Linked DNA regions of Homo sapiens: region 1 is linked to region 2. The links are chromatin contacts, found by Hi-C in ENCODE. All regions are on one chromosome and are shown on one strand. Each heading gives the region's core, a stretch centred on a gene start or an enhancer-like site at or near the end of the contact. The rest is flanking DNA. Distances are from core to core; before and after follow the strand shown. Region 1 holds the start of MREG (melanoregulin). Region 2 overlaps IKZF2 (IKAROS family zinc finger 2).

What was found. Hi-C counts contacts between places; a loop is a spot of excess contacts on that map. Pooled maps may share reads with other maps.
Region 1: a loop to region 2 is called in a map with no recorded cell type, with 7 times the contacts of the local background. The contact joins the promoter of MREG here to the enhancer-like site in region 2. A Hi-C loop is called at or near these places in 10 of 37 single-sample maps with no recorded cell type and 6 of 50 pooled maps.

What each region holds. Positions count from the first base shown.
Region 1 is chr2:216,008,747-216,015,258 of GRCh38, reverse strand. It overlaps MREG (melanoregulin), which reads left to right and starts at 1,708. Exons shown (of 5, transcript NM_018000.3): 1 at 1,708-2,026. The coding sequence starts at 1,932. RefSeq lists a silencer at 1,504-1,913 and an enhancer at 1,886-2,653.
Region 2 is chr2:213,016,627-213,023,645 of GRCh38, reverse strand. IKZF2 (IKAROS family zinc finger 2) reads left to right here. Exons shown (of 9, transcript NM_001387220.1): 7 at 1,516-1,653. Among named protein-coding and RNA genes, the nearest start is that of MIR4776-2, 94 kb to the right of the region's middle. Within about 2 kb of position 1,250, at least 3 of the 41 ENCODE cell types and tissues checked have a DNase peak (open chromatin) inside an H3K27ac peak, as active enhancers do.

The DNA of each region.
Region 1 (6,512 bases), core at 459-2,958, 3.0 Mb before region 2:
TCCCTGACCACCTCATTTAAAAGTGCAGGCATCACTCCCCTCCACCCAACACACACACGCACACGCACACATACACGAACACACACGCACGCGCGCGCGCACACGTACGCACGCACAGACGCACGCGCGCACACACACGCGTGCACACACACACCCCGCTCTCCCTGGCACTTCTTATTCCCTTCCCTGCCTTATTTTTCTCCATAGTACATATGGACTCCTAACATATTGAATAATACTTTGTCTGACTTCCCACTAGAACGTTTGCTCCATTAGAGTAAAGATTTGTATTTGTTTCATTCACTGCTTTATTCCCGGCTCTTAGAAAATACCCAGCACATAACAGATGAGATGCTCCATAAATATTTGTTGAATAAATCAGACTGGAAAAGACAAAACTTTAGATTGAACCTTGCATTTGGCGAGGGTATAGGGAAGTAGATACTTTCATATGTTGCTGGTCAGAGAGTAAATTCGGATTATTTCTTTGGGGAGCAATTTGGCAAGATCCATCAAAATTAAAAAGGCACCTGACCAATGACCCAGCAATTCAACTGCCAAACATTTATCCAATAGATATATATATCTTTAATTTTATTTTTTTTTTTTTGAGACGGAGTCTTGCTCTGTCACCCAGGCTGGAGTGCAGTGGCGTGATCTCGGCTCACTGCAACCTCCGCCTCTCGGGTTCGAGCAATTCTCCTGCCTCAGCCTCTTGAGTAGATGGGACTACAGGCGCCCGCCACCATGCCCGGCTAATTTTTGTATTTTTAGTAGAGACGGGGCTTCACCATGTTGGCCAGGATGGTCTCAATCTCTTGACCTCATGATCCGCCCGCGTCGGCCTCCCAACTTGCTGGGATTACAGGCTTGAGCTACCGCGCCCGGCCTATCCAATAGACATTCTTGCAGACGTGTTCAAATACTTTGGTTCAAGAATGTTCACTGCAGCATTATCTTAATAATGAAAGGCCGGAATCCACCCATATGTCCATCAATAGGGGTCTGAGTAAGTAACATGTGGGCATCCTTAAAACTGCTTAGCATGCAACTGTTAAAATGAGAGGAGGATATCCACGCGCTGACAAGGGACAGCCTCCATGATACACTGAGTCAAAAAAGCCAGGTGCAGAAATGTGTGGAGTATGCCGCTGTTTGGGTCAAAGGGATGAGGACAGGCACATATATTAACAAGTTTGTACAAGCACAAATAAATACAACTATATATAAATAGCTCTGGAAACTCACAAGTGGTTGCCTCACAAATAGGGGCTATTTAAGGACTAGGAGGTTTGAAAACAATTTTTCAAATCATTGTAAATATATTATTTAAAAAAAAACCCTACGCCGATATGCATCAATCCATGCTCTTTTGGTAACTTTTACTCTGTGTGGAGCTGACATCAAAAACATGCCCAAAACTCTGCTTTGAAGGCCTGTAGGGGTGGGGGAGGATCTTTAATTTCCTCGCGCAGTGAAGCCAATAAAAGGTACGAATAGATTCAGCCCAACCTCGTGCTCTGTGGCTCCAGGGCTTTCCCCTCCCCGCCCTCCCCCAGCCCGGCTGCCAGCCTCCGGTGCCCTGGGATTTTGAGGACTGGCTGGAGTCCCTGCTTCACCCTTAGAGGGCGGTAGCGGGGCGTCTCGTGGACGCATGCGCCCCAAATTGCGCTCGGGGAATTAAAAGAGGGGAAAAAAAGCCCGAAGAAAACTCACGCCCCAAACAAAACGCAAGGAGAGGAGGGCGCGCGGCCTGCAGCCCTCGCCCGCGTCCCCGGCCGCGGCGTGATGCGCGCGGACCAGCCCGCGACGCCCGGGCTGCCGCTGTCCCCGCACCTGGACGCTGGCGCGGTGGCCGCGCCCCAGCCTCGATCGCTCGCCGCGGCGACTCGGCCCCAGGCTTCCGGCGCCGGTGGGGGCCCTCGCTCTCCATGGGGCTGAGGGACTGGCTGAGAACCGTGTGCTGCTGCTGCGGGTGCGAGTGCTTGGAGGAGCGCGCCCTGCCTGAGAAGGAGCCCCTCGTCAGGTGGGTGCGCCGCCCGGGCCGGGATCTGGGCTTACCTGGGCCGTAGCCGGGCGCCGAGAGTGTGGACACCTGTGTGCTTGTGTGAGTTGGGGAGGTGGGCTTGCTGGAAGGGCACGCGGAGGCGCCATCTCAGCCCCTTGGTTCCTTATGGGATGTTTTGGGTTTGTTCCTTGAGTAAGATTTTTGCCGAAAAGCACAAATCTTCGGAGACACCTGAGACCCAGCTGGATGTCTGTGCAAAGTGCCAAGAATTCGGGTGTCCTACCTGGGCAGGGAAGTAAGGGAGAGAAGTTGATCAGAAGTTTCCATAGGGGTCTGATAAAATACAACTGTGACTGGGTATTTGATCGGTATATTACAGTGAAACGGGCGACTGTGGATTTCTGTGCCACTCAGCAAAAAAGTTGTCTATTTCTCATTCAATTTTATTACCCAACGAAGACGATTCCAGTGACTGAGTATAAGGAAATATTTTTCACATGAAAAAAATGCATGTTTCATCAAGGGGCAGCCTATTCACTAGGATGTTGATTCATTACAGGTTAAGCTATGAAGTGTGAGGAAATGTAATGCTCATTAGCAATAAGCTAAGAGGCTTTGTGAAGAGACCATACCAGCCCAGTTTTGTTCAGGGCTGTGATTTTAAGCAATCATTTTCTATCTTGAGTTTGCTGAAATCGAGGCTGGACTAGGTCATGCCTCAGGGGTAGACATGACAGAAACAGAATATTTAAAATGGAATTAGGAAACAGTATTTCAGGTGGAATTCCAGGGTTGAGTAAGCAAATACTAAAGCCAGGGTTTCTTTCTTTTGAAGTATGAAACTCACGTAATACAGCTTGCACAACTTTTTCTAAGGAATGATTTACCTTTTCTTACTCTATCAAGTCCAAACACCCCCTTGACTTTGGAGATCTTACATAACCCCTTCCTGCCTGTCCACTCTGATTTTCCAGTACATTAAACAGTGTACACTCCTTGCGGCCGTGGGAATAATCCACTCATTGGCTCCAACCCTCCCTCAAGTGGTGACCTTTATCCTTGCTCCTCCTTCCCAAAAGCTATTTTCAAGGCCTTCTCAAGCAATCTTCTTTGATTACTTTGCCCTTATCCATCTTCCTCTTCTAGGATGTAGTACTTAGAAATTACCATCTACTCCTCGCTGTTTGGTAAGCACACATGTATATAAACATGTAACTCATGTATATTATATATATAAAGTCATACACACAATATACAGTGATTTTGATTGCTCTTGTCAATGACACTCCCACTTAGATTTTTAGATTATTGTGTGTAGGGAGAAATGGAATAATCTATCTCTAATCTAATAGGTAGTGGGTAACTGCAATCTAGAATTTTATGCTTAGGTTATACACTGAACTTGTCAGGGCTCTTAGTAACATGAAATACAGACTTGAGCTTAGTTTCAACCTCAGAGGCTTGAGTATTTCCAGTTTTCTGTCCAGGATTGCTGTTTCAGTTAATAGTTCTGGTTGTTTTAAAATCTTAGATGCTCTCCTGTCTTAGCTTCTATCCAGTGAATACAAGTCAGTGAATTTTGCATGTGATTTTAAGAAGCCCCAGGGTCAATTGGAGCGGAGTAGCATAGGGCTTGTGAATCAGGTTGCCTGGAATGAGTCTGCTCACCCAACTAGGTAACCTGGCACAAGTTATTAAAATTATTTGTGCCTCAATTTCATCATCTGTAAAATGGGGATGATAATAGTACATACTTCAAAGGTTTGCCACGAGAGATGAAAGGAGATAATACATATAAAGTGCTTAGTATAGAGTGTGACACATAGTTAACACTCAATAAATTGTAGTTATTAATTATCATTGTTATTCTGAGCATGTGGGTATGAGTGGACTGGTCTCATGTGGTTTGGTGTCATTCTGGCACCATTTCCATATAACAATATTTGGGAAGAACAGCTTATTAATGGATACGTGGAACAGTGGCGTGTGTGTATATGGGTACCTGCAGGTTCTTTCCTATACAAGGCATCTGAAGATTGGTTCTGAAAACTTTTTTTTAGTTGATTTAAAAATTTTTTAAAGTATGCAATTCAGTAGTTTTTAGTACATTCACAAAGTTAAGCAACAATCACCACTATTTTTTTTTTTTTTTTTTGAGACGGAGTCTTGCTCTGTTGCCCAGGCTGGAGTGCAGTGGCATGATCTCGGCTCACTGCAAGCTCCGCCTCCCAGGCTGACACCATTCTCCTGCCTCAGCCTCCCGAGTAGCTGGGACTACAGGTGCCGGCCACTGCGCCCGGCTAATTTTTTGTATTTTTAGTAGAGACGGGGTTTCACCGTGTTATCCAGGATGGTCTCTATCTCCTGACCTCGTGATCTGCCTGCCTCGGTCTCCCCAAAGTGCTGGGATTACAGGCGTGAGCCACTGCGCCTGGCCGATCATTGATCATTTGTCTGTAAAATAGTGAGTGACTTTTGGTTCAAAATTTCATCTTATTAATTAAAAGAAATACTTGGAGTATGTAATCACTGGTTTTCTGTGGTTGCCACCACCACTTCCCATAAACGTAGTGGCTTTTAAAACAAGAGAAATCTGCCGGGCACGGTGGCTCACGCCTGTAATCCCAGCACTTTGGGAGGCCGAGGCGGCCGGATCACAAGGTCAGGAGATCAAGACCATCCTGGCTAACACGGTGAAACCCCGTCTCTACTAAAAATACAAAAAATTAGCCGGGTGTAGTGGCGGGCGCCTGTAGTCCCAGCTACTCGGGAGGTTGAGGCAGGAGAATGGCGTGAACCCGGGAGGCGGAGCTTGCAGTGAATGGAGATCGCGCCACTGCACTCCAGCCTGGGCGACAGAGCGAGACTCCGTCTCAAAAAAAAAAAAAAAAAAAAAGAGAAATCTTTTCTTTCACAGTTCTAGAAGCCAAAAGTCTGAAATCAAGGTTTCCGCAGGGCCACAGTCCTTCCAAAGGGTGTAGGGGAGAATCATTTTTCACTGATTCCAGCTTCTGGTTGCTCCCAATGTTCCTTGACTTGTGGCCACACAGCTTCAGTCTTTGCCTCCCTTCATCTTTGATGTGTCTCTCCTCTGTGTCTCAAATCTCCCTTTCTTTTCTCTTATGAGGACACCAGTGATTGGATTTAGGGTCTGTCCTAAAACCTAGGATGATTTCATCTCAAGATCCTTGACTTAATTACATCTGCAAAGACCTTGTTTTCAAATAAGGTCATAATTATAGTGACTGGGGATTAGGACTTGGACATATCTTTTGGGGGGAAACTATTCAGCCCATTACAGAGTACTTTTGAAAGATGTGTGAGCCCAAAGCATTGGTAATTATTTCACTTTTGCAGCATGGCTTTCTTCCATCAGTGATAAGAGCATGCTCTTGCCATATAAAAATCTACCTGAGGCCAGGTGCAGTGGGTCACACCTGTAATCCCAGCACTTTGGGAGGCCGAGGCAGGCGAATCACCTGAGGTCAGGAGTTCGAGACCAGGCTGGCCAACATGGTGAACCCTGTCTCTATTAAAAATAAAAAAAATTAGCCGGGTGTGGTGGCGGGCACCTGTAATCCCAACTACTTGGGAGGCTGAGGCAGGAGAATCGCTTGAACATGTGATTCTCCTGAGCATGTTTGTGTTCCTGGAGGCACAGCTGCAGTCACCTTTAAGGAGAAAGACGCTCAGGTCTTTTGGCACCATGGAGCCTACTGCCATGTAGGATCTAATACAGACATCAGAGGCCTGGGAGATGCTGAATCAGAACACAGAGAAGCTGGCTGTGGTGTAAATGTCATGCACCGAAGGATCTTTCACAAGGGTTGCTTTGAACTTTTTCAGTGCTGGGATTACAGGTGTGAGCCACTGCACCCAACCCCCACTTAGCAGCATTTTTTTTTTTGCATTTTTGTACTTTAGCTGGCAATTTCACTGTTTAGAATATCTCCCAAAGTGTAGTGCTGAAGTGCTAACATACATGTTGGATAAGCTTCACTCCAACCTGAGATATAGGGTGTTGGCCATGAGTTCAATGTTGATAGAGCAACAATATATATTAAATAAGGTGTCTTTAGGCAGAAACACATAAAACAAAGTTATGTATTGATTGGTTGACAGGGATCTAATCCTGCCATCGGCTCACAGGAACCTAACTCTGTATTTCCCCTAGGAACAATGGTTCAGTATTCACTAATTCAGTGTTCAAGCGACTTTACAGAACCTAACTACCACAGACAACAAGAATCAGCTGTGCTTCATAGGGCTATGGTGGGGATTTCATTAACAGATATAGCAGAAATGGTTTAGTTTGAGTCACGCCGCTTGGGGCAGAGACTGAGTTGAAGAGGAAAGTGTCTCTGACAAGGAAGTTCATCTTCCCTGCCCTCATGCTCCTGATCCTGTACAGATTGGGCTTAGTGCTTGTGACAGACTAGGCACTGTTGTAAATGCTTTGTATCTGTGGGCCATTCAGGAAAATTCAATTTGTTTTGAATTTGGC
Region 2 (7,019 bases), core at 1-2,500:
GTAGTCCCATATCTTGGAACATAATTACATGTAAATTTATTTATAGTATTTACACTAGATGATTTCAGCAAAACTTATTTTTTGTATTTTTAATGCTGTCACATGGTGATACAAGTTCTGCACAGTATTCTCAGCTACTTCCCAGAAATCCATGGTTCCAAAAAATAGAAGCTGGTTTGCCAAGCATTTTTAAAAAAATGAATAATCACTCCATAAATAACTTTTATGATAGTTTACAAACAATTATGATTATGAAATAACTGATCTTAATTTATGTGTACCTCAATTACAATCTAAAGGTTTGGTGTAGCTTTCTTTTTCATCAGTACAGTGAAACTTTCAGGCAGCCATGAATACCTTGCCTTGTTATAGTATTTCAGTTCCTCTTGTGACCAGTGTCATAGCATGGGTTTATAAGTTAACTGGAGTTAGGGATGCTATCTTTGGTCATGAAAAAGAGTTGTCTGTTATTCTCTGAGCAAAACTAAATAATTCCTCTGGGAGTCAAATAGAGACACGGGCCTGGATCACACGGTGCTTTACTATTGAGGGCTTTGGCACAGACCACCTGGGGTTTTATGTTGTTCTGTATTCATTCAAAACCAAGAGTCAAAGTGCTCTGTGATGTCCTTATGAAGAGTCATGCATTAAAACATGCTTCTTTCCATAGAGATTATATTTTTCTTCTTTGTTTTTTAAGGTTTTTTTTAACTGAACATCTTAGTATTTTAACAGATGTATTGAGATAATGACACTGAGATAATGGCTCCCTAGCTATTAGGGAATAATTCATTTCCTTAATGTGAGATGTTTTGGAAAATATTACTGTCATTTTGTAACTACATATTGTGTAATAATCCTGACTCAAAGCACCTAGTAGGTTAATTCTTGGTATTATAAAAGCTGATGAGGGAGAATATACTTACCTGCCACAAAATTTTGCATGTGTGAATAGTTGTTACCAAGGTGAAAGGAAAGGAAACTCTACTTTCATCTGTACTTTTTCTCACCACTTGAGTTCTTTTTAATCTTCTTGGTACCCAAGAATAATCTCTTTATTAAACTGTGACATTTCAAGTTGTTGCATTTTAAGTTTTCTTCTGTAAAATTCTCTGCCCTTACCCGAAAAGAAAACAAACAAAAAAAAACCACAACTCTTGATGTATCTAGGATACTCCTGATTTGTCTTGAATGAGTCAAAGCTGAGAGTCAGTGTATTAAGAGTGAGATAATTTGAAGACTGATCACCAGGCCCTCAAGGTCTAGAATACAGTCAGAGCAAGAATTTGATTCAGTATTTCCCCTGTTGCCAGAGGTACGATCCACCTGTCTTCTTGTCTTTGTCTTGGTAGAAATGTATTATCTTTTCTTACCAAAATTGGAATGTAAAGGAGGAAGAGATTTAAGTCTGAAAATTATATGAGTGCTTCCTCCAGACTATCAAAAGTTAGCTATTGATTTTGCTTTGAATGTTGATGAGACTAACAGCACACTGACCTTGAGTTCTCTTCACAGTGGGTAAACCTCACAAGTGCAACTACTGTGGACGAAGCTACAAGCAGCGCAGTTCACTGGAGGAGCACAAGGAACGCTGCCACAACTATCTCCAGAATGTCAGCATGGAGGCTGCTGGGCAGGTCATGAGTCACCATGGTGGGTAGAAACTGGATTCATCATTTTTATTTCCCCCTACTGCTTTTGTAGTTCAACATGAAGATAAAATCTTATGCTGTTTAAAACTATTTTAGATCACTTTAACTTAAATGAGTTGAGCTTTGGGATACATTGCAAATAATCTGTATTGAAATTTTGCAATACTCCCAAATTATTTCTGATAATGTTTGAATTAGCATAATAATGACAACCAACCTTTCATATACCAAAGGAAGGTACTATTTACTCTTCTTTTTCATTTTTCTAACCAGATAGTTAGAGCTGATTCCACATTAGTCTGTAGGCTGCCTAAAAGAATGAATTGGTTATTTGAATATTTTCATCTCAGGTAAGTGATCAGTCATATAATTTGAAATTTCTCCAATCGGCCCTTTAATTTTTATGAGAAATTACTGATTTTGCTTTCTACAATGTGCAAAACAATCTAGACCAACATTAGACACCATCTCTCTCCACAAAAAACATTCTCCAAGCAAAACATCCTGATCTCTAAATACACTACGGCAGGTAGGAAGGCAATCCCTAAGGTTTATCAATGAATAATTCTCTGTTCCTGAAAAGTTAATTTTAATAATCAGCCTTATATAGGAAAATAATGAATTTCAGTTCTTAAGATTTGTAATGTCTATCTTGTCTTACTAATTAGATTTGTCTACTGATAAGTTTTATTTATACAAAGACAAAAATCTCAACTTATTAGTACATGTATATCTTTTATTTATTTTTTTAAATTATTTTTTATTTTATTTTATTTTTTTTGAGATGGACTCTCACTTTGCCACCCAGGCTGGAGTGCAGTGGCACGATCTCAGCTCACCACAACCTCTGCCTCCCCGGTTCAAGCGATTCTCCTGCTTCAGCCTGCCAAGTAACTGGGATTACAGGCATGTACCACCAGGCCTGGCTAGTTTTTGTATTTTTAGTAGAGACGGGGTTTCGCCATGTTGGCCAGGCTGGTCTCAAACTCCTGACCTCAGGTGAGCTGCCCGCCTTGCCTTCCCAAAGTTCTGGGATTACAGGTGTGAACCATTGCACCTGGCCACTTGTATATCTTTTATTTAAAAAAGGTTTGCCCAGTATTAAATGGTATAGTTGGGGATTGCGACAGTCACTTTTAAAATATAAATATCTATGTATTGGCTTATACATAGCCAGGTCAAGGATTATTTCTGGGGTTTTCTGTTTGTTTTATAGAGTATATACTATGGAACTGTGTTTGTTGGACAGCTAGTGATTATGTGTTGTTGAGTTGGGAATTTTTTTAATTTAAAATTTTCTTGTTATCCTGAACAACTGAAGCATTTCCTTCTAGTTTCTATAATCTAAAGAATCTAATTCTATTGATTTGTGATCAAGTCCATTTATTTTTATATTATCATCATTAACATTTTTTACAAACCTATCTGTGTATCAAGTCTTGGTAAATTTGATATTTCAAGCTTGCATTACCTGGGCTGATGATGATAGCATAGGATCTGGAACATAGAGATTACAAAATGGTGCGTCTCGGAGTCTGCCAAACCTGCTCTGGCTACTTCGTGTCTGGGTGTGTCACTCATAGGCTGGGTTTGAGGATTAAATGTGACTGGATATGTAATAAATGCCCAATAAATGGTTTGCTTTACTGTTAACATTTGAGAACATTAAATAACTGAATAACAGTAAATGTGCTATTCCCTATAAATTTGTTATTTACCAGCAGTAACTTAAGCATTAGAAGTTTCATTTGCTGACCAAATACACTGTTACTATTTAAATTGATGGATTTAAGGGTAAATTGAGGCTGGAAGCTGATGGAAGCTTGGGGGAATACCAAATCTTCCCCAAAACACCTTATGGCATTGCTACTAGTTTTTCTATATTATATTCTCCCATTGCAGTTCTGACATTTGATGGCGTTATGCATTTCCAACTTTATTTATTATTTTTGCATTCCTAGTTATTTATGGAATTCTGTATTGCATACATACTCCTAAAAGACTATATGGTAATAGGGAGGTAAAATGTAAATAAATTATTATAATCAACATTGAATTATCTGTTGGCAGATTGAACTTTTAGAGAATCAAATGCTAACGAAAAATTTAAACAAGTATATTTTGAGAGAAGCAAAGATATGTCCCCTAAACAACTGGGGCCTCAGTCTTACCCCCTATTCCCCAGATTGCTTAGCCCTCCGTAGGCACAGGCCCTTTACAGGTGGTGCTGAAGCTGGAACCAAGTGGGGGAAAGTGGGAAAGGGGTAGGGGCACTGGGTAGGTAGAGCAGAGGGTAAAACCAAAGAGGAGAAGGGATTGAGGGTAGCTTCTGATACCATTTATAGAAACAAATATTCTTAAATACTGGATATCATTTTAACCACATAAGTTTACATTCATGCCATTTCATACCATACTTTTTCTGGGTTTGTTATAACAATAATTTGAGATTATCCTTAATCTCCTCTATCTGTTGTTAACATGCCTAATGGGAAATTGGCCATACGAGGTAGGAGTTGATAAATACTGTAAGAGAAAAACATGGTTCTGTAAAATGCTGCTAGAGTTCATCATTAACATACGTCTCATATAAATAGCTTGGCATATGTCTCTTTTTAAACAGAACCATGATGAAACTTATATCTATTCCCTTCTCTTGCTGTATGTTATTTATTTGTTTTCCTTTTTTGTGGTAGATATGAGAGTTGCTGTCATTTTGGTTGCCATTAGCTCCATGAAATGATTTAACTATTACTTGTTTTTAAAAAATATCTGACATAGTTATATTTCCTAGTCTTTCTTTTCTAAAACATGTTTTTCCCTGTGTTGTTCTTCTAGTATGGAATTTTTTAAAGGAAAAGAGGCATTTTCACTTTACTCAGAAAACATTTATCAAGAGCTTACTATGTGCCAAGTTATATAGAACATTCTGGGGTATAAAAATAAATGGACCCAGTCTTTTAATACACTTACTTTATAGTCTGGTAGGAAATACATACTTTAAAAAAATAAAATAAAATGAAACAAAAGCTCTAATAAGGATGCATACACAGTTCTCTGGGAACATAGATGTAGAATTAACCTAACTCTGGAAAAGTCAAGAGAGGCTTCTTACATGCAGGAGTGTTCAATCCAAACATGAGGGATGAGTAAAAATTGCATATATCAGGCAGGATACAGAGAATGTATATTCAAGGAGAAAAAGAGGCTTGGAGATATAAAAGATAATTAACAGCTTCCCTGATGTTGAGTGTAACTGCAGTTTAAGGAGTGGTAGGAAATGAAGCTTCTGAATTAGTAGGTTGTGATGCAAAGACAGAGTCTTCTCTGCTAAGCTAGTGTTTGAATTTCATTGTGTAACTGATGGGGGGCCACTAGGGTAACCAAATTTGTTATTAATGAGGTAATCAAATCAAGAAAAATGTCTCCAATGAGGATACATGATAAATGCCTACCTGGGGCAGGGGGTATGGTGTGAGGAGAGACTGGAAATGACAATGCCAAAAAGAAAAAGATGAAGAGGCAACTGCAGAAGAGAACAAGGTGAAATATTGAAGACATATTTAGGAGGTAGAATAAAATGGTCTTAGAAAAGTTGATTGAGTTTGAGGAAAAAGGAGGAATATCATGACTCATAGTTTTGGAAATAATAATTGAGTTTTATGACAGATTATTTATATAATTAAATTATTTAATTGGGTTTGATGAGCTTATTTATTTTATTGGGTTTTAGGGCAGATTATTTATCTTATTTAATTAGGTTTTATGGCAGATTATCTTGTTCAATATTATCTTTATGTTGCTTTTTCAAGTCTGCTTAGCTTGAAGGAAAAGCTTTAAAATCAAACTATGTTATTACCTGTTTTACCTAAACCTAAAGACAAAAATGAAAGTGCAAAGCAGAAGGATAGCCAGCTTAAAATCTATATATATTGTTAGGTTTATGCTTTGAATTGTTTAGGAAAGGGAGGTTCTTTTTCACAGTATAGAGGCATTATTGGGCACCCCCAAACTTTGGAATAAGCTTTTTTGACTTATTTCTATTGGGTGACATCATTCAGTGAACATCCATTGAATATTATATCTCTCTTGTATCATAAAAGGTATTAGAGACACAAATACAACAGAATGCAACCCCTGAGGTTATTTACCAGCTATTGGAAGATAGACCAGTAAAACAACAATTATAGTACTATGTGATAAGCATTATGGAGACAGAGAGGACATACCTAAATCAGCAGAACATCCAAGAGGAATTTCCCGGGATTGAGCTTAGTTTTAAAAAGCAAAAATGTGAACTAATAAATGGAGAAGGGTGTTTCCTGCAGAAAGAACAACATATGTGAACAACTACCAATGTAGCATCTAAAACACTTGGGGTACCTCCATGTGTGTTTGTAAAGAGATGTGGTAGGGAGGAGGAGAGGCAGAAGACTGGATGAAAGGAAGAAATCTAGGATTTTCCACAGGTGACCAGCATGGCTGATGGAGTAAATAGTAGTGTCATTCAGTGATATGGTAATTAGTAGTGTCATTCAGTGATATGGTAATTAGGAAAATAGAAGAAAGAAAGGTAAATGGAGATTTTACTTCTTTTACTATATTCTTTTATGTCTCCATGAAATAGGCAAATAAAACTGTCTAGGAAGATGTTAAATATATAGATCTCAAGCTCTTGAGAGGGGTCTGAGTAGGAAACAAAGATGCAGGATCCATCATAATTTATGTAGTGGCCCAACGTAGTAGTTTTTAATAAGGCAATACGGATAAGTACAGAGTGAGACATCAAGAAGGCCAAGAACACACTAGCAGGAAAAAAATTTCATGAAGATGAGTAAGAGCAGAGTAGGAACATGGAAAGAGTGATTTCACAGAAGCCAAAGCAAGTGTCAGCACTGCCAAATGCTGTCAAGAAAATAACTAAGATAACTGTAAAGTTTTTTTTTTAGATCGGGTAACACGGAGAAAATTTGCAACAATATAGAAGACATCTGTTGTTTTTGCCTGCCTGACATCCCTTCCTCCTTCTCTTGATAACAAGAGTGCCCATTTACCTTTAGAGAACTTTCCTGTTGCATGTAGCTGTGGTGGGACCCTCAGTCCAGGTACTCTGCCCTCTCCTGCTCAGGAGCTAGACATGTGATCTAACCTAGGTCCCTCAGACTTGGAATTTGAATTTGGGTGAACTGTTTGGTTTTTCAAAAGAATACATTGGGAATACACTTATGGTTTTGCCGTTATGGTTATCAACGTGATGAAACAGTGATCTAATGGAATTATGTTTTTATCTTGGTTATAACCTCAAATATAAGGTCAAAGAGGATGTTTGGTTATAAAGTTTGTTCAAACAGGGGAAGTTACCTTATT